Linked DNA regions of Mus musculus: region 1 is linked to region 2. A link is a loop called in an ENCODE intact Hi-C map of the cell type or tissue named here. Cell type or tissue: left cerebral cortex. All regions are shown on one strand. Each heading gives the region's core, and the rest is flanking DNA. Links, peaks and the distances in the headings are about the cores only.

Region 1 (15,008 bases), core at 2,505-10,504, 74 kb after region 2:
CTACATGAGTGCTGGGCCCCTGGGATGCTCCAGTCATCCTCCATAATTCTGTGGCAGCCCAGCCCAGGGAAGATAAGAGCGCCACTGTCGCCAGGGTGCCTGGAAGGAACTCAACAAATGTAACCCTAATAGTCTTTTTTGCTTAAAGAAACTTTACGCTATAAAATACAATTGTTTTGAAAATTAATTTCTACTGGAAATGTTGGTGAAATGCTGGTGATACTCGGGGAATCACTATTGCTGTTTTGATCATTCACTGTGTTTTAAACGGGTTATTTAGTAGCCGTTGTGAAAATTTCTCACTTTTTTTATTTTGATTATGGTCAGCAGCAGCCAGCTGCAGGCCACATGAGCTAAAAAGCTCTGTGGTGTCTTCATCCTGTTTCAAGGCATAAAGGGATCCTTAGCCCAGAGTGCTGAGTGTTCGGGGTCTGTCCCCTTACAAGCAGAGAAGTGGCCAACCGCACATCTCTTTGCTCTCGGCATCTAACCTGCATTCCTTCTGCATTCCAGAGCCAAGCTGGGTATGCCTCAGTTCCTCAGTGCGGAGGCTCAGAGCCTGCTCAGGGCCCTTTTCAAGCGGAACCCCTGCAACAGGCTAGGTAAGGGTCCCTGTGACACCCCCACCCCAGGAATGCAATGAGGCTGCCCTCTAGACCCCCCCTTAGGAATGTGAGAGGCCACCATTCTGTTCCCCACGGGACGTGGAGGACTTCCTCCCTATGCCCCAACTCTGAACTGTATGCTTTTCCTTGCTGAGGTTGCAGGAAGCAGAGGTACCCCGACGCTGGGGAAACACTCACATGTGGCCTGGCGCCCACAGGCACGTGGACTTATCAGGATTGCTGAAAGGCATTTGATTCTCAGAGTATAACAATTTGTTCTTTTTTAAACACGCCTTTAATCCCAGCACTCGGGAGGCAGAGGCAGGTGGATTTCTGAGTTTGAGGCCAGCCTGGTCTACAAAGTGAGTTCCAGGACAGCCAGGGCTATACAGAGAAACCCTTTCTCAAAAAACCAAAAAAAAAAAAAAATTCCCCGCTTTTGCAGAAAGCCACTATATTCTCCTCTGGTTTTGTCTCTCTTACTTTAAAAATGCCATAAACTACAGACAGAATGGTTGAAAGGTCACTTCTAATTTATAGCCTTTTAAGAAGCCAACATGTACAGAGTGCGGTTTACTTTAGCATTATCTGAGCACCGCCTCCCTCTCCCAACCATACAGAGTTTTCTGCTTGGCCTGGGAAGGCCTTGGGGAATGACTGAGACACAGGAAGAGGGTAAGGATCCATGGAAATGTGAGCTGATGGATGGGTTATCCCACAGATGGACAGAAGGAACACGGGCCATTGGCTCCAGCCTCACAAGTAGGAACAAGTCATTAGATGTGAGTTAGGAAATATATCATTCTCAAAGAAATAATTAGATTTTTTTTTCTCTTTCTGCCTGGCTCAGCCCCAAAGGAAGCTCAGGCCTCATTTAATTTCTTTCACGTATCAGCTTTAATTCAGGGAACTTCTACAGTCATTTACAATCTTTCAGTTATTGAGAACGTCAAGCTACTATTAAAGGCACTGTCCCACTTCCTGGGATCCTCCTGTTGGCGCGTGAGGGGATTTGTATGCAGTGAATGCAAGCCGTTGCTGCTGAGTAGATTCACATTCAACTTCTGATCCAGGATTCACATCACACATTGCTCTCCCCTCCTGAAGTTGCTTTAGAAGATAGTTCTGTTAAGAGCTATCACGAGAGACAGGACGAGGGTTAAAACAAAACAAAAGAAGGCCGTTTCATGATCTCGTCAGAGGCACAGCAACTGTGGTCACCCTGCTCCAGATGTTCCTGTCACCCCTCCACTCCTTGTGCATAGCCATCGGGCTCAGACACACACAGGGTCTTAGGGGAGCATCCACAAACTGACATGGAGACACCTAGAGTAGAATGCACAGAAGACACTGCAAGGGTGCTTGTCCTGTGTGGAGCCTGTGATTGCTTCTGCGGTCAAGCTAGCAGGGCAGTGGTGAACTAGCAGGACAGTGGTGAGCTAACGGGGCAGTGGTGAGCCAGGGTGTTGTGTCACCTCAGGTTCACTGGGCTGGCCCAGTGGGGTCTTTACAGTTGGGCTCTAGAGCTGAAAGACTGTTCACAACTGGCCAGAGCAGTCTCCCTAGCAAGAGCTCATCAAGACGACCAACGTGAAAGTGAAGGTCCTGGGGAAGCAGCTCCTGTCCCCAGGATGCCAGTGGTGAGCTGAAGTGGCAGACACCAGGATGGGGATGTGTGGAGCCACAGTGGGTGCCTTGGTGTGGATGTGCATTGTTGCTTGTGTTGGGCTCATGATTTGGAGGAAACCCGTGGGCCAGATTGTTCTGTGGTGCTGTTCTTGAATCACTTGTGCAGGTCTCAGATAGTACCTGAGCCTCGGCCAAGAGTCTCTGTGGTTTCTCTTGGGACCAGGTGGGTTATGATCACATGCATTGCGTCGTAGGCCAGGCTCGTGTATGTATGTATGTGTGTGTGTGTGTGTGTGTGTGTGTGTGTGTGTGTGTGTGTGTGTGTGTCCATGAGTCCCAGAGCTGCCCTCTGATTACACTTGGCCCAGGCCAGCCTGCAGCCCCTCTTTGGTGAGTCATTGTTAAACATTATAAACACAGGATAGCCCTGAGATGAACCTCTCTGGGCACAGGGCTGGGAACTTGCTCTCAGAACACATAGTCTTTGAGATGCCGAGGGTCGCACCCAGAATCCTCATGCTTACATTTATTAGCAGATATCCTTAGTTCATGCTAAGCAAGCATTTTACCACAGATCTACACCTCCAGCCATTTTATTCCTTTTGACACAGGTCTTACTAAATTATCCAGGATGCCCTTAAACTCACTCTGCTTGGCCTTGAATTTGAGATTATTCTTCCTGTCTCCAGAGGAGCTGGGTCAGAGCATACTGGAGGACTCCTGCCGCTCAGAACACACTACTGCTGAGTGCCTTTGTAGGACTCAGATTCCCCACAGTGCAGGCGACTGCTGTTCACATCACTGCCACTTGCCTCTGAACCATGTCTGGAGGGCTAGACTGACTCCATCCTTCTAAATGTCTGGTTCCAGCCAGTTCTTTCTGGGTGAGCCTGGAGCACGCCTCATGCCCCTTCCTGAGTGGCTTACACTGTCCAGTGTAAGTATAGCCATGCTCAGTGGACCTTGAGGCAGTCCTCAAGGGGAGGATGACAGCCTGTGACAGGCGTGACAGCTGCTGCTTACTGACCAGGAGATCAAGTCAGGGCACTTGACTGAGCGCTGTGCAGTCATCACCCTTAGACAAGTCCTCACAGTGGTGCTATAAGTAGGCCAAAGGAGAACTCTCTGGCTCACGTATAAACAAGGAGGCAACCAGGTGTAATCCCAGCACTTTGGAGGCAGAGGCAGGCAGATTTCTGTGAGTTCAAAGCCAGCCTGATTTATGGAGTGAGTTCAAAAACAGTCAAGGCTACACAGAGAAATCCTGTCTTGGAAAACAGCAAACAACAACAACAACAAACTCAACCAAAACCAAAACCAGGGAAGCAGCCACGATAATTGCTTTTGGCTGCAAAAACAAAACAAAACAAACCCCATATTTGAGCCTGTTGCTTGCCTCTCATAGAGGTGTGGAGTTCCTCGTTAAATGGGCCACAGACAGTGGGAAGCAAAGGCACAGATGAGCCTCTGTGTCCTTCCCTAACTGAGTATTGGACCTGACCTGGCCATGTCTAGCTAAATGACTGTGGGAGGTCAGCTCTTCTCCCAGCTGGTCAAGGACCCAGCTGGTCAGTCCCTGAGGTCTCTCATGACCTCCCAAGCCCACAGCTTTGCATACCCTTCCTGTCAGGGAGGCATCCAGGGTCCTCATTGCACCTGTGGAACCCATCATCACATTCCACTCGTTCCTGCCGTCCTCCCTCCGACCGTGAGGTTTGAGGAACCTGTTATATCTGGCTTTTTCATAAACACTTGCCTTTTAGGACATCAGGGAAATACAAGAACTCCATGTTGGAAACCTCAGAGGAGGGACAGGTTCTCCCTGACTACCACAGTGCTTCAGGCACGGCCTCTACTGTTTAAAAAAAAAAAAATATGGTGAGGTCTGACAGCGGCTTCCAAGGGGGCTTTGGCATTCCAGAGCAAAGTCAGGTGACAGTAACCCATTCAGAGCCCAAAGTTGGAGCCAAGCGTTGGGGCTTTTATTAACGGTGCAGCAGCGGAGCATTGTCCGTGGTGGCTCCAGTCCACAGGGACAGACTTGGAAATGCTCTCCGAGGCTGGCCTTGTGTTGAATCCTTGGGGATCTGCCAGATTTGCAAGGAAACTGTCTTTAATTCACACCTGGATGCTGTCCAATGGAATTTACTTATGTGAAGGCTGTCTCTTTTCTCTCTCCCTGTGCAGAGGCTCCTGGACGCTCTCTGCAATTGAACTTGCTGAATTGTTATGAGAATCTCAATTTATTTGTTTTCCTTTATACACTCTTCATTCTGCACAGCCAATGTGCATAAAAGATAGGAAGGTTTCGAAAAACAGTAGAAGAGAGATAATTACATAAAATTCTAGTCTTAACAGATTTGTGTTTATTTTGAGATTGTATTTATCGGCTCCAGAGGCATCCAGCAAGGGCTTCAGTCCTTTACCAGACTTCCTGTCTCGAGAGGCGGTTGTGATCACAGACTTCTTGCTTCCTGAGAATGTCTTCAAGCTTGTTTCCCTTTTTTGCGTGTTGGGATAAAACAAAAAGCTCTGGTTCTTTCATACCTCACAGATTCGGATGAGGTTAGAGATGCGGTGACCTCCAACCTTGGCAGGGTCTCCGTGAACTGATGGCACCCTGGGATGCTGGCCTGAATTCATCCCGCAATAATCCTGGCTGAATAGCGAAAGCCCACGAGCTTAGTCCAGTGTCCCCAGGAAGGTCCCCAGGAAGGTTTCTGTGCACACGAGCTAGCTGGACCGCTCCTGTGGGCAGCACCCAGCCACAGCAGAGTGAGGCCGAGCCTGTGACATATGGCCACATGCTTCAGCATAAAGGGGAAGGGGCTAAGCACACTGCCCACAACAGCCCAGGATGGCCTGTCTTCAGTAGAAGCCAGGGTAGGAGAGAGACAGATGCCCAAAGGCGAACACAGATGTTCTCATCTGCTAGCTGGGCAGGAGAGGGGCATCCCTCCACCTTGTGCTCTGCTGTCTGGCTCCTTAAACAGTAAGCACATTAATTTTATGATTCTAAGAGGTTTTGGGGTTTTTTTTTTTGTTGTTGTTGTTTTGTTTTGTTTTGTTTAGGTGGGGAGCTGTTTTGAAGGGAAAAATTCAATATTTAGAGATACATGGCAGGGGACCGTAAGAAGTTCACTTTTCCCCACCCTCAGGGCCACACTAGCTCTCTTTAACAGATAGGTGAGCCGGGCGGGGGGGGTTGTCGCACTTGTACTCAGCACAAGGGTTGTCAGGGTTTGATGAAACAGCACAGACCACAAAATGGGGCTGAGACAGAGAACAAGACGGTGGGGGGAAACCCAGGGGCTTTGCAAGGCCTGCTACAGACCCCACCCACCCAGCCTGCACTCCACTCTCAGGACCCCGTATCTTGACCACCATATGAGAGGTCAGAATCTGTGCCCCGATCCTGCTTGGAGAGGTGGGCAAGAGTGGTGGTACCCATAGGCCTGTCTGCTGCCTTTGGAAACAAGGGGTCCTGGCTTCTCTGCACTCTGTGGAGAGAAGAAATGTTAGTGTCTCACTTGCTCCAGAGAAAGCTGGTGAGATGGGTTGGAGGGGGGAGGGGGACTCTGTCATCCAGGGATTTGCTTTGGGGTTCATTTTCTGAGCCCCACTATGTTGCATATGGCACAGGGCAATCTTCCAGCTTTCCTGGCACGGAACATGATCTTAGAAGGGTCCCATTTGAGCCCCTCATTCATACGCTGGCCTTAGAGGTCTTCCCAAATCTGACAGATGGTCCTTGTTATCAGGAATTGTGGGGTGGCATACAGAAGACACAGCTCTGAGGTGCATACATATGCCTTGCTGCCAAGGTACAGGGGAGAGGGAGCAACTGTTTCGCTGTGACCCCTGCCTGGTCCATGCTCACTTGCTGTTTAACCTAGAGCCTGTGCGTCCTTGCTAATCTGTGAACTCAGGATAACTGTGTACCCCAGAGTCATCCGGTGTCTCACAGGGGCATAACAGCACCTGACATGCAGGACACACTGCCCTGTGTCGAATAGATTGATTGTAATGGGCCTGGGGGGAGGGGGGTGTGAGGAGGTGCTGTGGTTTACAGGAATGTCTTAGAGCAGCCATCTCTCCATGTTGCCCTTCTGCATCCTGAGCTGTCCCAGGCCTGAACCACCTCCACCTCCAAGCCTTTTCCTTTGCTGACTGAGTCATTCTGTACCACACACCTCTCTTCCCACATGGAAGCCTCCATCTGCCACTTACAGTCATACTTAAGTGTTGGGTATGAGTGCTGAGTGCCTTCTGTAGTGCTGGGCATACCAAGGCCCTGAACCCTTAGCTGACTCTGTCAGGTCCTCTGGATGGGTAACAGAGGTCCTGTGGGGCAGAGAGCACAACAGCCTTGGCGGGACAGTTCCTCATACCTGTATGGCTGAACTGGTCTAGACTAAGGATCAAGGACCCTTCTATCCATAGCAGAGGTTATGGGAGATTACCGTCCTGGCATCTGTAAATGAGAGCTATTTCCAAGTCAGGGGCTTGGGCTTAGCTCAGAACCAGCCCTAGGGATCCCTCAAGAACTCAAGAAGCCCTAGGGCTATATTATGATAGGATACACACACCACCACCACCACCACCACCACCACCACCACCACCACCACCACCACCACCACACAACCCAGCAGTTCTGCATGACACAGTTATGTCATGCAAAGGTTGTTTATATAATATGGGTGAGATTTAAATGGACAGAAAACACTTTAAAGAAATGATGTGCTACAACCATATTAGTGGCTAACAAATACAAAAGCGAGCTCATATTTCTGTCTCGTCCTGGACAGTTCTCTCAGTAGTCCCAGCTTAGATTCAGATGGTTTGCCAGTCAGGGCAGGTAAGGGAGGCAAGCCACCAGCAGAGAGAATTCTGAGTGTTACCGGGAGGATCACGGGTGTATCCCGTGCAATTCTGAAAGGACAGTGAGTATAAACCTTACGGAGGATCTACGCGTTAACTATTTTCAAAAGTAAGATTAAAGGCAGTGAAAATCTTTTTAGCAGGTCAGAACCTCTTGTGAATAGTTTGCTGGGTTTGGAAGTCCCGATGAAATGGGCACATCAGAGGAGGGTGTTCGAGTGCAGAGAAGGCCTGGCTAGACATGGGAAATAGAAGGAATCCTTCCCCAGGATAGCATGGATCTTGATTAGCCTCATGCCTTTATCAAGTATAGAAATGCAGGTCCAGAGAAGCACGATTCAAGCTGTTCCATGTGAAAAGTGCCCACAGTGATTAGAATGTGCATGGCGAGGTGTGGCGGGGGCCCTCCGTCCTCTGTCACTGCCTGGGAAACTTGCTGCAGAATAATGGAGCCTAAAGAGAGACACAAGGCACTCCATTCTGCCTGTCTCTGTCTGACTCCAGGGTCCTGTCAGTGCCTGTGACAGGAGATGAGTTGCAGGCATCCTCCTGGAACGGGGGAGGCTTGAGTAGTGTTTGGTGGATGGAGATCCTGTAACGTAGCAGCTCTGGCTCTCACATCAGCACAAACACATCCCCAGCCTCCTCTCCCGGAACTCTGCCCCCTGTTATTTGTCAAGTGTGTTCAGTGTAGATAAAAGCAGAGCCAAATCCATTGCTATCTATTATAAAATACGTCAGGAGACGATAAGACCTGTGTGAAGAATAATGACCAAGTTTGTTCTCTAAAGGTCACCACAACAACATTTTAAGGACCTGGCTGCAGACAATGCATAGGATTTCTGAGCGACAATCAGAACATCAGCCCTTTTTGCTGAGACTGCAAAACTGAAACAGTGTCCGATTCTAATTGGGGCAGATGAAGATGAGGTCAGGGAACTGTAACGGAGGGGATTCATCAACAGCCAACACCAGCTTCTCTGTCGTGTTTCCCTTATTCTTGCAGGCCGCACTGCAAGCCATGGGTATACAGAGGTTCTGCAAGCAGAGGCAAGGCATGCTCGCTGGAGAGCGTGCATGCCAAGGCCTGGGAAAGTGGGTGGCATTCATCATCGGGACCAAGGGGAGCTGTGAATCTGGGGTACTCAATCTGGAGTTCTGGGCTGCATCAAAAGGAGTGCAGGGACAGTGGTCCAGGAGGGCAGCTGTGGAAGTCGGGTCAATGGCTCTGGCAGTTACTTCAGCAGCATTGGAATGCCCCCTCAGGGAAAGAACACTACGTGCCAGGAACCCATACTCTGGTCCTGTGATTTGGGCTGCAGCAAAGGAGATAGGCACATTGATCCAAAGGAGCCTCTGCCGGGGCCGGGGGCAGGGGGTGGGGGGTGGGGGGTGGTGTCTGAGCTGAAAGATCTGGATCAGATCTGGGCATAATGGTGGAACAACACAGACTGAGACTGGTGTGTCAATAAAAGCTGCTGTGATTGGCTTAATTAGATATTTCTAAGCAAAGGCCTGACCAAGCTACCTGAGAGGTGAGAGGTAGTCCGCATCATTGCTGTGGACTAAGCAGAGGACCAGAAAGGTCAGAGCATATGCCATGGGCTACATGTGACTCTGCCCCCCCCCCCCCCCAGACTCCAGCTAGGACAGGTCACCACAGCATCTCAAGGTAGCCTTGTGGTGACCTTCACCGTGCCCTGAGCAGAGCTGTTTCACAAAGGAGGAGCATCCCCATCCCACGCCAGGGCTCTAGGCACTGGGTGTGGGCTCAAGAGGACCATCTGATTTTGATCAGAACCATTAGGCCTTCGAGCCAGGAGGAGGTTGGGGTGCAGCGTTGGGGGAAGGGGACATTCACTTCCTACCCTTGGGACAGGAACTGATGAGACTCCTGTGATCCAGTTCCCAGCTGGCTGAGACTAGCTCTGTCCCTGACTCACGGCCTCAGAGCCTGGGCTCCTTGCCTGCCTTAGCTCCTGGACTTTGCTTTCAATTAACGGACCTTATTCAGCGCCGCTTCAGGTTTAAAGGAGGAGTGAACAGTGAGTCCTCTCGCCCCTCCCCACCCATCTCCGGTTCACATTTGGTGCATGTGTGTGTTTGCCAGTTGCTTAACACATTCATGTTTCCCCTTGGAACTTACCATTCACTCCAGGCTGGTCTGTCACTGTGGGACAGACACACATGACACACGACACACACCACCATCTCCTGCCCACCCATGCTCCTGTGCAGTACACAACTTTGGATATAAACAAAGTAAGGGGAGCTGTTAGGTAGGCACAGTGAGTGGACAAATCAGAGAACCACAATCTGCCTCTGGGTGACAGTGACCGTTGTGCAAGCGTTGGGTGTGGTAATGGAACCTCAGGCCAGGCTCCGTGTCCCAGAACTCGATCCTATCCAATCTCCTTCTCCTTCCCATGGTCACTGGTACAGCAGCCTGGACAGATGTTCTACTCAGAACCTTCTGGCTCCGCTGTGCCTTGTCACGTCTTGGGAAGCTGGCCTGATGCTGTGTTATGGGTGTTGTAAGCATGACCTGTGACCATGACAGCCACCTGCTCCTTCTCTCTTGGCCATGCGGGCCTCCTACACCTGGAGCAGGCAGTCTGGACCTTCCCTTTGCTACACACTTCTGTTTCAGACTATGTCTATATCACAGGCCTGGGAGTCAAACGGGGGCTTCTTGGGCTCTCAGGCCATGGGCAAGTTCAATTTTCTTCTCAAAGAGAGACCAAGTCAGGACTTTCCCTGTAGCTTTTCCTGTGTGCATCAAACAGCTGCAATAGCAGCAGTCAGAGGTGACACATGGCCTTGGACCTTCACTGACATTTCTTCTCTACTGTGTTGTGACAGGTGCTGGTGTTGATGGAGTGGAGGAAATTAAACGTCACCCGTTCTTTGTCACCATAGACTGGAATGTAAGTCGCATGTGGAGGCCTCCACTGTACACACAGGGCAAGGAGGGGGCGGAGGGACTACGGCAGCTGCTTAGTGCACATGGCTTCTGTCTGCCCTAAGAGTCTGAGACAAACACAGCTGTCTACCTGGGTGTGAACATTCTCAACACAGCTGTCTCCTCAGAGAGATGCAAACTGGTGAGCACCCGTCATCCAAAGTCCTGACCAGCATCTGTCATCTTGTTGATGTGAGCTGCTGCTGAGGCAACTGGCTTGCAGGGGTGACTTGCCCCTGTCAGCCTCCTGGGCTCTCCCCTCTCCCAAGGCATGTCTCCTGATATCCATGCTGTGTCATACAACGCCCTCACACGTGGGATTAGTTTACATTTGTCCTAGAGGGCTTTTAAACAGATGTCTATGCATCAGGGTGTTGTCTGGTGCACCGTGAGTTGGCTGTTCAGACATAGCGGCAGTGTGTGAGCATCCAGTGCAGAGCAAACAGAAGCAGGGAGAAGACAAGCAGGAAGAGAAGGGGGAGGGAGGGAGGGAGGGAGGGAGGGAGGGAGGGAGGGAGGGAGGGAGGGAGGGAAGGAAGGAAGGAAGGAAGGAAGAGAGGGAGGGAGGGAGGGAGGAGGGAAGGAAGGAAGGAAGGAAGGAAGGAAGGAAGGAAGGAAGGAAGGAAGGAAGGGAGGGAGGGAGGAAGAAAGGAAGGAAGGAAGGAAGGAAAGAAGGGAGGGAGGGAGGGAGGGAGGAAGGAAGGGAGGGAGGGAGGGAGGGAGGGAGGGAGGGAGGAAGGAAGGAAGGGAGGAGGGAAGGAAGGAAGGTAGGTAGGTGTGAACAGTTTTCAAAAGAACTGTATTCAGGCTCTGAAGTTCTTGGTAGCCAATGCAGAGGTCTTGCTGATCTGATCTGTCCTATCCCTCTGTTTCAGCTGTCCTTTCCCACACAAGTGGTCCAGGTGCCACCCCTTTGTGTCCATGGCAGGGCCACAACTAACCTGACCCCACTACACACATCTGCATGCACATGCATTCGGGAGTCTGTAGACATGTGTGTCCTACACACCTTCGTGATGTGAGCAGTTCACCTCACTGAAAACCCACAGAAGTTCCATGTTCTCAGGGACTCTCTTCACCAGAGGGTCTCCTCCTGTGTCCCTTGGCAGCATGGGCACTTAAGGGTGACAAAGGAGAAGAAGACATTTGCCGGCATCAGTTTCCTGCCCATATCCAGGTGCAGCCTCAGGATGCAGCTGATAAAACAGTCGCTTATTTATTTTGCTTTCCGCTGCCTTCTGTGACCCCCAAAACTACCATCGTATATTTCTACTTTTTAGATGCAAACACCTGTCATCCACCAGCTGTCTCTCGGGGATCTGATGACCTGAGGGCATAGAGCACACCGTCCGCCAGAGTGTGGGTCACCAGTGTTAGCTGAGGCAGGTGGAGGGTGGTAGCTCCCTGTGATTTACCCCGTCTTTCTGCTTGTTCTCTGCTCCCAGCACATTAGTGCCAGCTCCAGGTCTGTCCTCTGAACACCCGTGCTGCTTGCCTAGCTAAGTGAAAAATTACAAGTTAATTATAGACCGGGAAGCTGGTGCAGAGGACGGTGGGGCCGGCAAATGGAAGCTGTGTTTGCCTTTTCCCCAGTGGCTGAGGCATTGCTGAGAGCTCAGGATTAGCTCAAACCCAAAATAAACACACAAGGTGACCTCACGGGCTAAGCAAGTCAGTCCACGTTGGTATCCAGCCAGCCAGCTTCTAGCGAGCCGACCCAGGGTAAAAATGACACTCAGATGGGCAGAAAACAGAACAGCACCAGATTCAGTCCCAGTGTGGCAGGATGGAGGTACCTGACAGACCGCTTCTTTCCCGACCATTGTCCAAAGCCGAAGTCCAGACCCTTGACATAAAGATTTGCAGGTGTGCCTGCAGGCGTGGTGGCCATGGCTGTTGTTAATATGAACAACTCATGCTTGTGGTGCGTTTTACATTTCTGGCCCAGCACACCGTCTGTTTCTCTGTGAGCTGAGGAGTCTGAAGAGAAACTGAGGTCCTAGGCAGCTCTGCGTGTGGCAATATGATGTTGGTGCTCTTGGCTGTCCTGTGCGCCGACTGGAGCAGGTAGAGGATAGTGATTCACTGCAGGTGGGATACACTGAGCGTTTCCTAACTGTGGACCTCAGCTGGGTTTTTATCACGGGCTCTTACTCCCACTGCTGCAGGAGGATTTCCACCACTTCCTCTTGTGCAGGATGCACCAGGAGAGTTCACCCCTCCAAAGTCCGCGTGGGGACTGTCTTGGGACTTTGTAGATGCAGATAGTTTTGCAGCATCTCTTGGGTTTGGCAGGCTTGTAGTGTTCTTCCTGAAGGCCCATCCACAGCATCCTGGATGTCCCTCCATTCCCCAACTTCCTTCCACTCGGCCCCCGTACTGTGCCTGCATGTGCCGGCGTCGCCACTTCAGGAACATCTGCACCCTTTGCTCTTCGGAGCAGATTGATTTCAAATTGTCTAACCTGAAACTGTGCATTAAGCAGATGTTAGGACCTGTGACCTCAGGGTAGATCCATCTTCGTGGTTTTTGGAAGCCTCCACTTTTGATTTGATTTTTACCTGCCCTTAGCTCATGATCCCCAAGGCCTCTCAGGTGTATGCAGACCATGATGTACCTGCTCAGCCTCCTCAGTTCTGTGCATTGTGAGATCTCTCTCCATGTCAATGCCAGGCTGACGTCATCTTGATACTGACAAATGAGATTATTAAAAAATGGTGAGGTCCCATTTTCCTCGCCCTGACTCAGGTAGACATGAATTATCCCAGAATCTCAGAATGACAGACATCAGTCAAGCTCAGTGTCTGGGCACAGGGCTGTTAGCATTTGCTTCACAGCAACCTCTGCACAGTCATTTGTACTCAAGAACAAAAGCACAGCCACCCTTTGTGTGATGGTTGGTGTATACTTGGCCCAGGGAGTGTCACTATTAGAAGGTGTGACTCTGTTGAGTAGGTGTGGCCTTGGAGTAGGTGTATCACTTTGGTCATGGGCTTTAAGATCCTCATCCTAGCTGCCTGGAAATCAGTCTTTCACTAGCAGCCTTCAGATGAAGATGTAGAACTCTCAGCTCAGCCTGCACCATGCCTGCCTGGATGCTGCCATGCTCCCACCTTAATGATAATGGACTGATCTTCTGAACCTGTAAGCCAAACCCAACTAAGTGTTGTTTTTATAAGAGTTGCCTTGGTCATGGTGTCTGTTCACAGCAGTAAAACCCCAACTAAGGCATTTGGCAAAACCTCAGAACCACCCACGCGCAGAAACAGGGAAACAAAGCTATGCTATGTGTAGCAGGAGCACATATTGGCACCTTCCAGAATGTGTACACAGCAAGAGCAGACACAGAACTGCCCTGAAGGTCATGAGAAGTCTCTAGGAAGTCACTGTAGCACAGAGCAACTGCTCCAGAGAGCCCTACAGGGTGTGGGGTAGAAGCTGCCCAGCCCAGAACTTCCTGCCACCAGCACTGAAGAAGCTGTGACAACCTTAGGGCAGAGAGCATGCTGCCAGCAATGATAGCCATCATGGAAGGCCCACGCCATAGCAATGACACATGCTAGGCCCTGCCTCAGGAAGACTGTCCCTTGACAAATGTTCTATCCACTCTCTCACGTGCCTCCTGCTGCCTCTCTGTAGCTGGATCAGGCTTCCAAAAGAACATGAGGTGACACATTGCCAGGATGCCTTATCCAGCCTGGCGTTCACAGCACACAGATGTGATGTGTGATCATCTCTGTCCCTGATCGTTCAGCAGTGGCCACTGGTGGCTCCAGCACTGGGCTCTGGGGCATATGAAGGGCAGGGAAGTGAATTGAGCATAATGCGGGGTGAAGCACAACGTGCTGCTGAGCAGAGCCCCACGGCACAGCATCTGGACCATCTCTGTCCTCTATTTGTCCGAGATGCTCTTGACCCAGGGATCTCTCTGCCCCTGGCTGTGTTATGCACTGGGTGTTCCAGTCACTCCTGTTTCTGTCTGGATAACATCAAGGCATGAACCTCTGCTCTACTGGACCAAAGCAGATGGAAGGATTGGGACCAAGAAAGTGTCCCTGGAGTCAGAATGTGTGGAAGCAAAGCTAAGCCATCTTAGGCAGTCGGAGCTCCCGGAGCATTGGTTTCCCTATGAGATGCTGGTTGAGTGCCCTGTCTGTCCGTCTGTCATAGGTTAACAGACTCACAGCCACCCATCGGTGCTTCCTATAGAGAGGAAAGGGTGCCAAGCAATGTATATTGTCTGTCACGCTGCTTCTGCACAAACCTGACTGTGCAGTCACAGTGTTGATGGTCAGACCATAAAGGACAGAATTGGGGGTGGGGAGAGGAGCCAAGCCAGGCCATGTGGGTATCATGACCACTTGGGGTGATGCTTCCTGGTGTGGACTGGCCTGACGGACCACATCTCCAGGCATTACCAGAAGTCCTACTGAGGAGGATTCCCCTCGGGAGGAGAAATGGTGGCAGGAAGCATAGGTGTTGAGGTCCCTATGGACTGAGGGGCCAATGCTGAGCTCCTGCTTTCCTAGCCAAAGCTGCTCCTCAGACATAAGCATTCAGTCGTCCGTTACTTTGTTTCTAATGGAAATCCCATGTGTAAATCAGCCTCCCTTGCGGAAGTAATAGACCTGGCTCTTGTACTGTCCATCTCTCCCTTCTCCCCTCTCTCCTCTTCTTCCCTCTCCCCACCTTCTCCCACTTCACTTTCCATCACCTCTCTCAGGAGAGGTGGTTTCTTCTCCTGCAGGTTAATGCACTCAGAAGCCTATCTGAAGTTTAGCTGGACGTTTCTGGGCAGGAGTGGGAGGCTGCCAGAGCCTGACAAGGCCTGGGTCCTTGTTTGAGGTTCCTGCTGTGGGATTTCCTCCCAGAGGTACCTACACTAGAGATGTATATCCCGACTGAACTGGCATGGATAGAACACGGGCCTT
Region 2 (15,008 bases), core at 2,269-10,268:
ACTTGCCACTGTATCTCTCCCAGGGTGTCACTTGTCTCTCTGTTCATGAGGAGGTCATCTACAGACTAATTCTCTTCTCTGACTTTTGTGTGAATTCTCAAATTCTCCCTCATTTGCAGTCCCTGTGTGTGTAGCCCATAGAGCTAACAGTAGGGTGCGCATTCAGAAACTGTGTGTAATAAATATGGTGAACACTAGCCAGAGCCCAGGTCTGTGGGTCAGAGAAGACGCATTGAGGACAGCTGAAGTCTGGACTGTTCAGTAGCCTCACTCACCTTTAGTTTCCCTTTATGGATGGTCACCCTGCAACCTTACATGGCGATGGAAAGCTAAATGTGTAAAGCCCCTGGGTCCTGTCCCCCTGGGTCCTGTCCCCCTGGTGCCTTTCTGTTGTGGTCTGTTTCTCATGGACCATCGCCAAGGTACCGAGCCAGCAGAGGTGGAGGCCCAAGGCCAGATCTTTGACTGGGGCGTGGGGGGAAGCCTTCTGCCAGGTTCACATCCACCTGCTAGGTGGAGCCAGAGGGTGTGGTGTCATCTCAGGTCTGCAAGCCTCATTTGTCTTTCCAATGGGATTCATTGCTGATCCTATTTACTGCAAGCCTTGGAACCTTCCCAGGGATACAAGAGGGGAGTGGGGGTGGCTTGTATTTCCTCCACAACAGGTCTCCTTCATGGCCCCTTTCTGTCAGAATCTCTGCCTTCATGTCCACATTGTCGTCTGATGTCAAGGCCCGAACAGAAGGCGAGACATTTTACAACGTATATGATGTTAACAAGCGTTACCTTTGTAGTCAGGGTCTTTCTAGCCTGGGTCTGAGTGCAAAGAGGCACATGCTGAAGTATCCTGGTTCTTGTGTCCCACAATAAATAATTAGACTAGAGGCGCTTGGCTGGAGAAAGAAACAGAGACACAGTGCATTAAGAGAGAAAGTAATGCACCTGGCCCACCTGAGTTTCTTGATCTCTCCTTAGGCCCCCACTAGAGGAGTCTTGTCTTACCCAGTACAATCCAGCTCATACCTCTGGTTGGCTTGAAATCGCCTGCTGTTTTACAGCGTGCCTTCCCTACTGCTTCCCTACAGAAGGGCAACCCCCTCCCCCCTCTGGCTACCTAGCTCTTCACTGCTGTAGCTCCGTCACCCTCCCCTCACAAAGAACCCGGTCAGGGCTCTCCTCACACCAACCCCACTGAAGCAGAGATGGTACCCAGATCCCCCATCTCCACCCATCTCCAGGGCCTGGTAGGAAATGCCCCCGTGCCCCGTCCTCCGCTCTGCCCAATCCATCCACCCAGGCTTCTGTGGTCCTGATTGAATGGAGTGAAGGAACACTTTCCTTTGTGAGAGTGCCACACCCTGTGCATTAGCACAGGCTAATCTCAGTGGAGCTGCCATCCCTTATAGGCTGCAGGGTTGGTCACATGGCATCTCCAAGACAGGGCAACAGACGGAAGGAGTTTTCTCAATCCAGAATGCTCTATTTTCACTGTCCCTGTTGTCACCTATGCTGGCAATTCTGAATAGCTTCCCACTGTCTGTGAAGGTTTGTAGCTGAGATCTGTCAGTCTGAGCAAGCTCACTTCCTTGTCTCAGTAAGTAAAAACAGTGACCCGAGTTCAGAATTTTTCCTATAAAATATGTCAGGGATCTGTACAAATAAAAAAGTACTGTAACGAATGTCTATGCACCCATGAACTAGCTTTGGAAATAAAAGTTTTCAATGTGACTGTACACCCAGAGATCCCTCCCAAATCTCATTTTCCCACTGTCTTGGTTTTGATGCCTTTCGTGCCTATTTATCTCCCTGTGTTGCGTTTTATGTTCCCTAAACACAGAGACATGCTCATTCTCTGGTTTGCATATGATATAAATGGAATCGCGTTGCTCTGGTTACATAACTGGTTCCGTAGGTATCTGCGTGAGTGTTGATCAGTGGGACAGCCTTGCTCCTCCTGCGTGCCTGCTTCTGAGTTGTTTGTTTTCTGACTGGGATGGTTCCGACACTTACTCCTCAGTTCCCTGTGGGTGGACACCTGCCACTCCCTCCTGCTGTTCTCAATACTGCTTGGAGCACCCATTCGCGCCTGTCATTTCCCCACACAGAGCAGGGTGAAGGACAGAAGTCTCCCTAGTGTGCATCCGAGAATGAAGTGGCTGTCTGTGGGGCACGTGATCTCCAACTGCCATAGACCTTCTGCATTCTCTCCATCTGGCCACGGGAGTTACCCTTCTCCCCTGCTTGCGGCCGGCCACATTACCTGTCACTGGCCACTGTCTCTTTACATTGCCCATTTATGGAATTTTCCTATTCTCCGTCTTCACAAGAGTTCATCTGGTATTTTGGACATCAGTGATATGTGTTATGCAAATGCCATTTAGTTTGTGGCCTATTTTTAACCCTTTTATACAGAAACTTTAAATTTATGCAGCTAAATTTATCAGCTTTTTTCTTTATGGTGTCTTCATTCTGTTTCTGAGCTAAGAAATCTGCCCTCACGCTGAAGTCATAAAAGTAATTTGTCATTCTCCACAAACTTAAAAGTTTTCCTTTTCACACACACACACGCACGCACATGTTAGAGAGAGAGAGAGAGAGAGAGAGAGAGAGAGAGAGAGAGAGAGAGAGAGTGCATGCATATGTAGGTGCACCTGTTTGTAGGTGCAAGTGGAGATCAGAGGTAAAGCCTTGGGCTCTGCTGCTCAGGAGCCATCCAGTTTTCTTTAGTCAGGGTATCTCAGTGGGTGAGTAAGGCTAGGCTGGTTGACCAGCAAGCTGCAGGGATCCGCTATCTCTGCCTCCTCCGCTGGGGTTGAAGATCATGCTCTCACACCTGGCTATTAAAAAATGCTTTACGGGCTGGTGAGATGGCTCAGTGGGTAAGAGCACCCGACTGCTCTTCCGAAGGTCCGAAGTTCAAATCCCAGCAACCACATGGTGGCTCACAACCACCTGTAATGAGATCTGATACCCTCTTCTGGTGTGTCTGAAGACAGCTACAGTGTACTTACATATAGTAAATAAATAAATAAATCTTTAAAAAAAAAAAAAAGAAAAAAAGAAACAGCTTGATTTAAAAAAAAAAAAATGCTTTACATCAATTCTGAGGATTGAATTCAGGCTTGTGTGCCTGTGTGGCAAACCCTTTATGAACTGAGACATCCCCCAGTGTCCTGTTTCTCTTTGCTTGCTGGCTTGTAGACTGTGGTACAGGCCTTTAGTTTGTGACTACGATGACCTACTTTTCTTAGCAGCACTTCGTTGGGTTTACCCATCCTTTCTGCATCTGTCTGCATCACCACCCAGGGAGGCTGCTGACCAGTTCCTTAGGGAGACAGGGACTTCCCACCTGTATTCTGCTCTATTTTCTAACTTGTACCCAAACCATTCTGTTCTAGCCATTACCTGCTTAAGATAAGTCTTGATATCAAACACACTGAGTTTCTCCTGCTTTATCTTGTTTTGTTTATAAGTGATTGTAGCTTTTATTGAGTTTTTAATTGATAATAATTTTTTTTAATACTGTGTAGTCCGAGTTCCCCTTTCTTCATCTCCTATCAGATCCTCCACATCATTCAACTCCGTGCCTTCTATCTTTCTCTCTCATTAGAAAACAGGCAGGCAAGTAAAAATAAAAAAGACATTAAAAATAAACCAACAGAGAAAAAGCACGAGAAACAGAAACATAGGCAGAGATGCATATGCAGTCAAACAATGCATAAAAATATAAAATCAGAAATCAAAATATCGTTGCAAAAGACCAGTAAGGTTAAAAAAAAAAAGCCCAAACAATGCATTATAAGACAAAACCAAAACAAAACAAATCAAAACAAGACTCCCAAAATGCCAGTGAGTCCATTTTTGTGTTGGTATCTACTGCCAGGCATGGGACCTACCCGTAAGTATTTGTATACCTGGTGAGACTCCATTAGAGAAAATGAAATTTCCCTTCGTGTGTGGCCAATTGGTCAATAGTTTCTTGGTTAGGGATGGGAGATCGTGTCTACTTCCTGTCTCAGTGCTGAGACCCTGCCTGGCTTGAACTCTTGCAGGCCCCGTGGATGCTGCCACGTTCTCTCTGAGTTCATGTGTGTGTCAACCCTTTTCTGTCCCCTGTGGCTCTTACAGTTTCTCTGCATAGCTCCCTTATGGGAGGGACGCGATGGAGACATCCCATTTGGGACTGAGTGTTTCAGGGTCTCACTCTCTGTTGTTGCTCTTCATGATCCTGCACAATTCCATCCGTGCTTGTGGACAGCTTGCCATTGACACAACTCTTTTCTAAGCACACAAGCTTGCTTTCAATTAGATCTGATATTGTGTATGAAGTGCCCATGCTGATTGATGGGCTGCAGTTCTTCGGATCCACTTAGGAGTCTTGAATATGCTAGCACTCCTGACACAACCTTATAACTTGTGTGATGTGCCTTGTAACCAATGGAATGCCTACGTAGGTGTAAGTCATAGATGCTGCTATCATGAAAATGAGTGGGGTTTTTGTTGTTGGTTTTTTTTGTGTTTGTTTTTGTTTTTTGGAGTATTTCACCTGTGCTGAGCATCTGCTAGTATATAACTTGATGGCTGGTAGCTGATTATGCTTGATTTCTATCATTTTCTTTGTGTGTCATGTAGCCTGGGTTGTTCAGAACATGCTGATTCAGCAGCAGCACAGGTAAGCTCTGAGGTAGAACAGGCTTGAATTCTTCCCTCATTCCATTAATTTATCATCATCTTTCTGAGTTAAGCTTTTCTCTCTTAAGAAGTATTGAATATGAAAAATACTGCAATATGTGATATTCTGTATCTGGTGGGCAAAACAAGGTGGATTTGAACAGGAACGTAGTTTCCTGCTGTTTTGATAAGAGGTTTCAGATGCACAGGTGCCGCCTGCCACTCTGCCCTTGTAGATCGAGGTTTCAGATGCACAGGTGCCGCCTGCCACTCTGCCCTTGTAGATCGAGGTTTCAGATGCACAGGTGCCGCCTGCCACTCTGCCCTTGTAGATCGCTTGAGGTTTTGGCCTGATGAGAGAAGACTTGGAGTGTCTCTGTTCTTGGCTTTTGTCTTCGTGATCCTCTCCAGAACTTTGCATTGTTAGTGTTTTAGGGATGTACATCTTGCATTATATAGAATATTGATCCTTTAAAGCGTAACAGAGCTTCCTGTATCATGCAGGTACTGCCAAGAAAGCAAGGTGGGCCAGGCCAGATGCCAACAGCTGGGTCTTCCCGGTGGATGTAGGTTGATTAGTTACTCTACTTTGCCTGAGGTAGCTATTGAGTACAAGACGACAGGTCTTCCTTTCATTTGGGGTATATAGTGACAAAGCTTTACTCACGTCTTGCTACATTTGAGAGAAATGTGGCACCTACCATATGTCCTACATCTATCTAACTGGTAACCTTGTCATAAAGAAAAGGCAGGGGCTGGAGAGATGGCTCAGTGGGTAAGAGCACCCAACTGCTCTTCCGAAGGTCCAGAGTTCAAATCCCAGCAACCACATGGTGGTTCACAACCATCTGTAACGAGATCTGACGCCCTCTTCTGGAGTGTCTGAAGACAGCTACAGTGTACTTACATATAATAAATAAATAAACCTTAAAAAAAAAAAAAAGAAAAGGCAGCTAGAATACTTCTCCTGTGACTTCTCTGATGAGAACATCTTCTCTAAGACGTCTTCAACCAATCTCAACACTCCTGTCAGTCCAGAACCCACCTTTCTAAAGATCTGGCATATCTGACGCAGTTCTTGGCAGCCATGCTTCTTGGGACATCATAATAGTGGCCATTACGTACTATGTGAGCCAGCTGGCACCTCAGGCTGAGCCCAAGCTCCTGATGTGAACGTCAAGCAGTTCATGGAAGCCGGAGGTTTGAGGGTTTGAGGCTGGTCTGCATTCCATAGTAAGACCTTATCTTTGGTCAGTGGGCTTGTGACCAAACTTGTAATTCTGAATGAATAGCCTGCATTCACCGAGATTTGCAGGTGAGCCAGGCAGGCTAAGGGCTTAATGTTCTAGGTTGGTCATCTGACAGTGAGTAGGAATCTTATGTGCTAGGAACTGGATGAGCCATGGTCAGCAGTCGGGGAAGATGACAGGAAAGAGGGATGCTGGGAATTTATACAAAGAAAGAGCCGGTCCTTCCTGAACTGCTGCCAGCCGTAGCAGAGCTGAGATGTGTCTTCTTTTCCTGCCTCCATTCTCCTGGCTTCCTCTCTCTGAGGCAACAGGAAGGTGTGTCACATAAACAGAGACACTTAAGGACCACACTGTTTTGACCACCCAGACCGCTGGTGTTTAGTTCACGGTGAACAGACTCTGCACTCCTCAAGCAATGTCTTTCAGCTCAACTTCTTCAGCAGAGCTAGCTAGGAATTTTGTCAGCTCCAAATATAGGTAGGCTTTTTATTCCGTTACTATCCCCTGTCTGTCCACACTGTAGAGAATCCAGGCTTAATTTTGCAAACTGTTCCATCTGTCATCAGCCTCATTGTGTTGCTTCTACAAGTAGGAGCACAGGCTGCCCACCTGCCCACACTCTCTTGGTGGGAACCTCTTCCACCCAGGCTTGGGAGTAGTACTGTAAGAAAGAGGGGCACCAGGAGAGCCAGTCACCCAGTGTGCCTGGTGACACTGGGTTCCTGTTGAGCGTTGGTCTTTTGCTATGTATTGTAATGTTTAATACTGGCCCCCAAAGCCTGGTTACCCCCATGGATGAGAGACTCTGAGGGTAGACCCAAGTGATGTTTGTTATATGACCTTGCACCCCAAGTTATCCCTGATTAGTGAATAAAGATGCCTACAGCCTATAGCTGGGCAGAACTGAGATAGGCTGGTCTTGGGATTCCTGGTCTTGGGGTTGGAGGAGAACCATGAGGAGGAGTAGAAGGTGGAGAGAGGAGGAAGCCACCATGAAGTAGGAATCATGGAAACATAGCCATGAGGGCTAGCCAACTGGACTTAAGAGCTGCCCAGATGGTAAATTATACAATGGGATTATTGATGGGGAGATAGATTCTAACAGCATAGAGGGTAGATATCCGCCCAGCTCTAATGCGGATTAAGGCTTATTATACTAATAAAAGTTGTGTGTCTTTTATCCCAGAACTGAATGATAAAGGCAGGGAAGAAGCCCTTGGATTGACAGTAAATATTTTCTACAACAGGTTCATTCCCTCACACCTTTTTCATTCCCTTTCCCTCAGAAGGGCTCTTTTACTTTCTTCCTGTTGGGGAACAGTTAGCACTGCGTACATGATCATGGATGTGGGGTCATCCACTGGGGTGTGGACAGCCCAGCAGCAGAGTCACTTCGAAGAGAAGTGACTCTCCTTCTGCAGCCACCAACTGGCAATAGCTCCTGAGCTGGGGTGGGGCCTCCAGAGCCCTCCCACTCCATGTTAGACTTGTTAACTAGTTTGATCTCCTGTGTGCCATCTGTAGGTAATCACAGCTGCTGTGAGATCATGTCAGAGAGCAGCGTTTCATAGCATTTCTCCTTGTCCTGTTGTCCTGACATTCTTTGTGCCCCCTTTCATGATGTTCCTGAGCCTTGGTGGGGCTGGGTGGGAACTGTTTGTGGCTGAGAACTCACATTGCTTATTCTCAGACCTTTGAACAGTCATGAGTCTCTGCATGAATCACAACCATTAGAAGCTTCTTGGCTGAAGACTGAAAGCAGCACAGATGGATGGGTATAAAAGCATAATTGTGTAGAAGACAGGTCACTCAAGGGAGGACTAGCTACCCCATACACCGTTCCCCCCATCGTTGCACCAGTGGGCACATCCTGCCTGAGTGGTTGGTATTGTAGCAAACAGGTTCCAGTGCTGGGTAAGACAGTTGATGCCTTTTCTCTCCCAGCAGCACCCATAACACCCCTAGTGCTGTGTAATGGCAGAGAGAGAGAGAGAGAGAGAGAGAGAGAGAGAGAGAGAGAGAGAGATTCAAGACTGATTTTTCTGCGTTCCCTATGTCCAAAGGTCAAAGCTCACACCAATGTTTTTTATTTGTAGGAATCTACTGACTTTTGATGATGGATACATACATATGTGTAAGGGTAGTTGGGCAGGTAGCTGTGTGTGCTCTGTGCTCCACGTTATTGGAGCCCTTGAATATCAGTGGCCATTTTTTCTTGTGGGACACAAGTGCAGTGGTCATGGCAGATAACGGTGTTGGAAAGGGTAGTGTCACTGCAGCTCTCTCCTTGACACCATCCCTGCCCTGCCCCAACCTATGTGTTCCTCTTCTGTGCATCTGCTCATTGTCCCTTAGTTTCTTAAGAGTCTGATCTAGACGCATGTGCCTAGCTTCACCCTTAACTCCTTTTATACTAGGAAACTTGGAATCAAGGCAGAGAAAGTTGACTCCTAGACTCTGTTTAAAGTCCAGCCCTCTCCCCACTCCCCAGCCCCTGTTGAGTAGTGAGTGTATTGAAAAGGGAAATGTTCTCCTCTGGCTTACATTATATTAAATGAAGTTACAAACACTTGCTTGTTCCTGGAGCTGGGTGAGCAGCTATACCAGAGGACATTCTCAGGAGCAGGGCCCAGGAAATCAGCCTTAAAGGTCAGGATAGCAGAGCAAGGCAGGCCTATTCTCCAGGAGACCCCGTTTCCAGTAGACGCAGAAAGCATCACCCCGTGGTGTTTTTTGTTTCTAACACAGTTGCCAGCTGTTGTGAGCCACATCTCTCTTGCTCCCTGAGCAGTCCTTACCCTTCTGCGTGGAAATGAAGCTGCTCCCACCTCCTGCCTACCTTCCCAGATTTCTGAGACTGAGCTACATAGCTGCTACACCCTACCTGGTTATGTTTCATAATTTAATTCATTTTTAAAGAAAATGATAAAAACAAACATCGTGTACTTTCTTGGTGTGTTCCATGTGATGTGTTGATGTCTCATAGTTTTGTTCAAATCAGGGTAGACATATTCCTCATCTAAGATTCATCCTGTCCTCCTGTGACTACATTTCCTCTACTTTCTTCTGGCAGGCTGAGAAGCACAGCCTGCATTGTTATCTTTAGTGTGACTGCTGTGCCTCTGCTCCTGTCCAACTGGAACTTAGCACCCAGCAGTCAGCTTTCCCCAGACAACGTTCTCATATCTCACAAGGCTTGCCCCATGTCTAAGCTCCGAACAATCCCATTATCCCAGGTGCTTCCGTCTGTGAAGATATGGGAGAGTCAGTCCATCTGTTCAGCTGGGGTTTGGCAGCTGTTCCTTAAAGCGTGGTATTTTGTGGAGCTGGTTGTACAATATCGGCCTGCTTGAAATTGTCATGTGGGTCACCATGGATGTTGGTATAGTGGCAGGTTTCAGTGTTTACTACAAGCTGGGTTCACTCCTAGGGATGATCGTATTCATATGGCTTAGTCCAAAGGACCATGTGCACTCCCAGTTCTGGAGGCCAAAGGTGTAAACCACTCTGGGGCAGGGCCAAGCTGCCCTAGAGAGGACCTGTCCTGCGTCTCCAGTGTCTGTAGCCCAGACTCCATAGTTCAGAGAGTTGGAGCCTGACTGTCCTTCTTGTGTGCTTCCGACAGCTGCCATACTGCTTTGGGACACACCCTCTTCTGTTGTGCAGTCTGGCTGATGATATTTGCAGAGGCAGTTTTCTAGTAGGATCATGTTCTAAGGTTGGTGTTTAACATGTTTTGGGGGATACTATTCAACCACAGTGCCTGCTGCTACAGCAGACTGAGGCAAGCTTGCCACCAGCCTGTGGCATTCATCACAGGTGGGTCTGCTTGAGGGTCGTGGTGATTTTGCCCGTCTGGGCTGTGCTTCCAGAGTAGGGTTCAGGGGCAGCTCTGTTTGCTGAAGCCCTGCTGCAGGGCTTTAAAAACAAAACAAAATATTTATTCAGTCCCGCGGTGTTGGAGTGACAGGAGTTACAGGGATGTGCCACCATGCTGTTTTATGTGATTCTTACGCAGATCCCAGGGCCTCATTTGCGTTAGGCAAGCAAAGCTGACCCCCCCTCAGCCTGTCCCTGTCTGGCTTTTTTGTTTCTTGTTCTGTTTACGAAGTGGGACTTGCTCACCTGTGTAATCTGGCCGAGTTAATCTGGTCTGAGTTAATGGGGTTAATGCGCACTGTAAGCTGTGTCTCCTGAGGAACTCTCAAGTCAGATGCAGATAAACTGTTTACCCAGCCCCATGGTGCTGGGCCCTGCAGAAAGCAATGTGGACTCTGGCAGGCACCTCCTGGCTCTCACAGACTTGCCTTGTCCTGTTTTGTATTTAAGTCCTTGCTCATATGCTCAAGCTCTGGCTTGGATGATCTTTCCTGATCTACTTTTTCCTGGCCCTTTGCTCAGGGTGGGACCATTGTTCCCCAGGACTGCACATCTGTCTGCTTGCTCCCTTGGCGCTTGTGTTTCCTCTGCCTGGCTTCATGAATGCTGAGTCTTCTTTCACTTGCTTTGGCTCTTTTGAGAAATCTATCTATCTATCTATCTATCTATCATCTATCTATCTATCTACTTATTTAAATATGCATATATTTAAAGTAAATTTTGTTGTGTGTAGTTAAAATAGAGAGAGTGGTGTTATAGATTATTGATAAAAGACTTCCACAGTGAAGCGCCACTTTAGCATGGAGCACTGGGCAGCACAGCCTTCATTCCTGTGTCTCCCAGCCCTCCTACTCCCTGTCTAGAGGGATTCAAATTCTGCTCTCTCAGGCCTGGGTTCCTCTAGATCAGGTGGATGGCCCAGTCTTTGAGGGGTCATCATCTTGGGGTACGTGGAACCCTGGAATGAGATCTTCTTTCCCATAGGTTGTACTTCAAGCCCAGCACAGGGGGTAGAGCTCAGGGTTTGTTTTGCCCAGGCTAGTTGCCAAGTTGTAGGCTCAAGCAGTCCCCCTGCCTCAGCTTCTGAAGTAGCGCTGTGATAAGTTCATGATCTGTCAGGTCTGTTGATGTGTAAACTAGTTAGTACTCGGGTTTTATTGGCAACTATTTCTGAGGTTTAAGCAGAGACTTAAATATATTATATTATAAATTTGCTCTAATCAGGTGGTCTGCATCACCCAGTTAGGGCTGCTAAGTTCCAGACCTTAGGTCTTTGTCCTATCTTGACTGATCCCACCCAACCAGTTTTTAGTTTCTCAAATGGCTCTCTTGTGTTTCAGTGCCTCTTCTCCCACCCAGCAAGCCAATCCTGGACTATCCTCACTTGGTTCCGGTTCACATTGCCTCACAGATGGCCTCTCTCTCTCTCTCTCTCTCTCTCTCTCTCTCTCTCTCTCTCTCTCTCTCTCTGTGTAATGTCTTTCAATCTTATTGTGTTTTCAAGAGTTTGTTTTTGTGTGAATTACTGAGCAAGAGAGTTCAAAGACATTTCTAGCAAATACAGCTTGCGTGGGTCTGAACATTCCTTAGGTCTTTGAGTGCTGGGCTGTGTGTTTCCAGAGATGTTTGAGATGTAGGTGGTGTGGCCTCTTTCTACTGTAGGTCAGTATGGGATACTCTGGAAACTGGAAAGGCAGCTCCTATCTTCCATGCCTTAAACTGATGGAGGTGAAACAGAAGACCTGAGGGTCGAATGACTGCCGAAATGGAGCATTTCCACAAGGCAAGATCAGCTCTGTTTCCACTGACCTCCAGTCTAGAGTTCCCCTCTCAGAAGGAAGAATTTTTGGGATCCTGGATGTCGGATGTTGGGCTGGCTTTTTTTTTTTTTTTTTTTTTGTATGTGCATTAGTGTGACATGTAGTAACTTAGGATCTATGTTCTTATGCTTCTTCACATGAACTTGAACTGGGCAGATGGAGCAGAGGCCAAGGTGCATGCACTCTGCTTCTGGCTGAGCTATGGAGATGAGCTGCACACGGACTCCTCAGTCTCTGCTGCTGGAGGAAGAGACTGGCCACTGATCTGTAAAGTACTGCTCTGAAGAGAGTGCTGGCCAGCTACGCGTTACAGCTCGCCTGGGTTACAGCTCGCCAGGTTTACAGCTTTTCTTACAATCCCCTCTGCTCTACAAAAGGCCAGCGCCCTTGCTGCCCTCCCAGGCCATCTCTCCTTGTCTCCTAGCCTGAAGCCAGCCTAATATTCTACTTGGTCCAACAGCAGCTGCTCACACTGAGCCACTGTGAGTGAGCAGACTTTGTGATGTTCTAAATGAGCGTCTAAAGGGTTCATTTAACTTTTGTGATGACCAGTCAAAGTGTGCTGACCATCCATCCATCCCTTCAGAGGTAGGAACTGAGTACACGTGGCCTTCCTGGTATCACAAGAGTGAATGAGAGCAGATTTAGAGGACACACCTCCCTTGCATTTATCAGAAGCAAATCTGAATCACTTGTCTTATTTTGCCCTCCTGGCTTCCTTTGCCTACAGTGTTGTGGAGCCTGGAAGACTGGAGGTAACCATATATGCCCTCACTCAGAGGCATTCAGCCTTGGACTTTGCCCTGTTGGGTGTTTTGCCCAGTGCCGTGGATGACATTTCAGTAAGTTAAGAAGAGAAAAATTCTGGATTTCCTGGATGTTTTGAGTTATGGATTTATGAAATTCTTGGACAAATGGATGTATCTGGAGGATATCATCCTTAGTGAGGTAACCCAATCACAAAAGAAGTCATTAGCTATGTACTCACTGATAAGTGGATATTAGCCCAGAAATGTAGAACACCCAAGATACAATTTGCAAAACACAAGAAAATCAAGAAGAGGGAAGACCAATGGGTGGATACTTCATTTCTCCTTAGAATAGGGAACAAAATACCCACGGAAGGAGTTACAGAGACAAAGTTTGGAGCTAAGACGAAGGGATGGACTATCCAGAGACTAACCCACCCGGGGATCCATTCCATAATCAGCCACCAAACCCAGACACTATTGCATATGCCAGCAAGATTTTGCTGAAGGGACCCTGTTATAGCTGTCTCGTATGAGGCTATGCCAGTGCCTGTCAAATACAGAAGTGGATGCTCACAGTCATCTATAAGATGGAACACAGGGCCTCCAATGGAGAAGCTAGAGAAAGCACCCAAGGAGCTGAAGGGGCCTGCAACCCTATAGGTGGAACAACAATATGAACTAACCAGTACCCCCGGCTGCATATGTAGCAGAAGATGGCCTAGTTGGCCATCACTGGGAAGAGAGGCCCCTTGGTATTGCAAACTTTATATACCCCAGTACAGGGGAATACCAGGGCCAAGAAGCGGGAGTGGGTGGTAGGGGAGCAGGGCGGAGGGAGGGTGTAGGGATCTTTCGGGATAGCATTTGAAATGTATATAAAGAAAATATCTAATTAAAAAAAAAAGAAGAGAGAAATCATTTCTTGCCAGGCCCACTTGTTTTCTTCATGGTGATTTCAGGGATCTTAGGTCCACTGACCCCGCTCGTCCCATAAGAGTTGCACACATTAGGAAGAAACACTGTGCTTCTGGAAGGAGCAGCATTTGATCATTTGTCACAGCCTATTGAATGCATACTTCCTGCAAAGAGACCTGGGAAATATAGTGTCTCCCGGTGTGTGTGTGTGTGTGTGTGTGTGTGTGTGTGTGTGTGTGGTGTGTGTGTGTCTTGTACACGGTCCTATTTATGGAGGGTAGGGTGTGTTTCTGGTTGGCTGCTGGCTCCTTCTGCTAGGGTGGTTTTGAAGAAGGCCACTGTTGTCTGAGGCTGACTCACTGACTCTCACTACATCAGAGTAAACCTTGGTTATTTTTCTTTTCTTTCTGTTTATAGTTTTTTTTTTTTAATTTGATGTCATCTTTGATTTGGTCTTGTTAACATTAAGAATCATTTGGGGCACTGGTACCCATGAACTCAAAAGCAGATTCTGTGATTAGGTTGGCAGTAGGCATATTGGAGAGCCATCCTGATCAGTAGAGCTGTGAACAGTGCCCCGCCTTCCTACAGAAGGAAGCCACAGCGAAGCAGTGGCAGCCGCTGACAGCATGAGGTTCCAGAGCCCTCCCCACTGGAGTCTCTTGATCTCCCTGTCCAGTCCTACACGGCTGGCTCACTCTGCTGCTTTTTCATGGAGTCAAAGCAGGACTTTATTTTTCAACTCTATTTCCGGACAATTTGAGTGGAAAGACAAATATATTAGTCATGATCCTCTCTTGGAGCCCAAGCTTCAGAGACCCAAAGATCCTAGAGTTCCTGGTCGTCCACACTAGCTGCTGGCATAGAAATCCTTCCATCACTCTGTGGAGCTTTGATGTGCCAGGATCCGAAAGCTGGCCCAGATGAGTCTTTAGTCAATGTTGTTGGAAACGCAAATTCTGCCAAATGTTTCTGAGCCTGTGGACCCATACTGCATTTCATACAGGAGACCCGTGAGCCAATGAGAAGGTGGTCTCACTGGGTTTGGCTTCTTAAACAACCCGTGTACCACAGACTTGATGCCATCACCTAACCAACTGCCTATTGTAGTTGACCTTTACTTCGAATCGATGTGACGTAGTGGGGCAGGCGGGGAAGGGCACAGTGCAAGTCACAGTGATCAAAGCCCAAGTCCCCTCAAGATTCCCGGGAAGTCTTCATTTATCTGTGCCGCTTCATGGCATGGCCGCTCTAGTATAGCTGGGAAGTGTATCTGAAAGTGTAATAGATATTGGCAGCGTCTAGATCACCACTGAGTGCGGTGAATACATGACCATAAACGAGAGATTGAGTTCTAAGGACTAGATTGTGTCCCCAACAAGTCATATGTTGAGGAAGGACACCAGTGGGGCTATATTTTCAACAAGGCCTCTCTCTGTAAGAGCAAGCAGAGTTAAAAGAGTTCACAGAGTGGGGCCCCGAGTCCGAGGGATTAAAGCCCATATACGAAGAGAACACGAGAGCTGTTCTCTCCGTGCGTGGACCTGGAGAGGGGGTAGCCATGGAAGCCAGGAGGAAGGCGCTTGCCTTACTGCTAAGCTTTGATCTTGAAGTTCTAGCCTCAAGCCCTGAGAAATAATTGCCTCTTGAGCAAGCCCAGCCTGTCATATTTTGTCATGGCATCCAAAGCACATGAAGTTTCAATAATACCAAGATATTTT

The links. Peaks named below come from ENCODE experiments on the same cell type or tissue, not always from the same donor. Only the 100,000 strongest peaks of a DNase experiment are listed, where the experiment ranks them.
Region 1: it touches region 2 in a loop (1.8-fold over the local background); 2 of 42 quality-filtered maps call a loop at or near these places.

The regions. Positions count from the first base shown.
Region 1 is chr17:7,261,615-7,276,622 of GRCm38, forward strand. It overlaps Rps6ka2 (ribosomal protein S6 kinase, polypeptide 2), which reads left to right. Exons shown (of 21, transcript NM_011299.4): 10 at 514-602; 11 at 9,978-10,042. Among named protein-coding and RNA genes, the nearest start is that of Tcp10a, 56 kb to the right of the region's middle. RefSeq lists an enhancer at 6,879-8,354. In left cerebral cortex, for the core only: no CTCF peak of the experiment used is centred there; DNase peaks (open chromatin) are centred at 6,426, 7,609 and 8,219; H3K27ac peaks cover 662 bases.
Region 2 is chr17:7,188,157-7,203,164 of GRCm38, forward strand. All of the region lies in intron 1 of Rps6ka2 (ribosomal protein S6 kinase, polypeptide 2), which reads left to right. Among named protein-coding and RNA genes, the nearest start is that of Rps6ka2, 26 kb to the left of the region's middle. In left cerebral cortex, for the core only: no CTCF peak of the experiment used is centred there; DNase peaks (open chromatin) are centred at 6,180, 6,479 and 9,163; H3K4me3 peaks cover 52 bases; H3K27ac peaks cover 1,032 bases.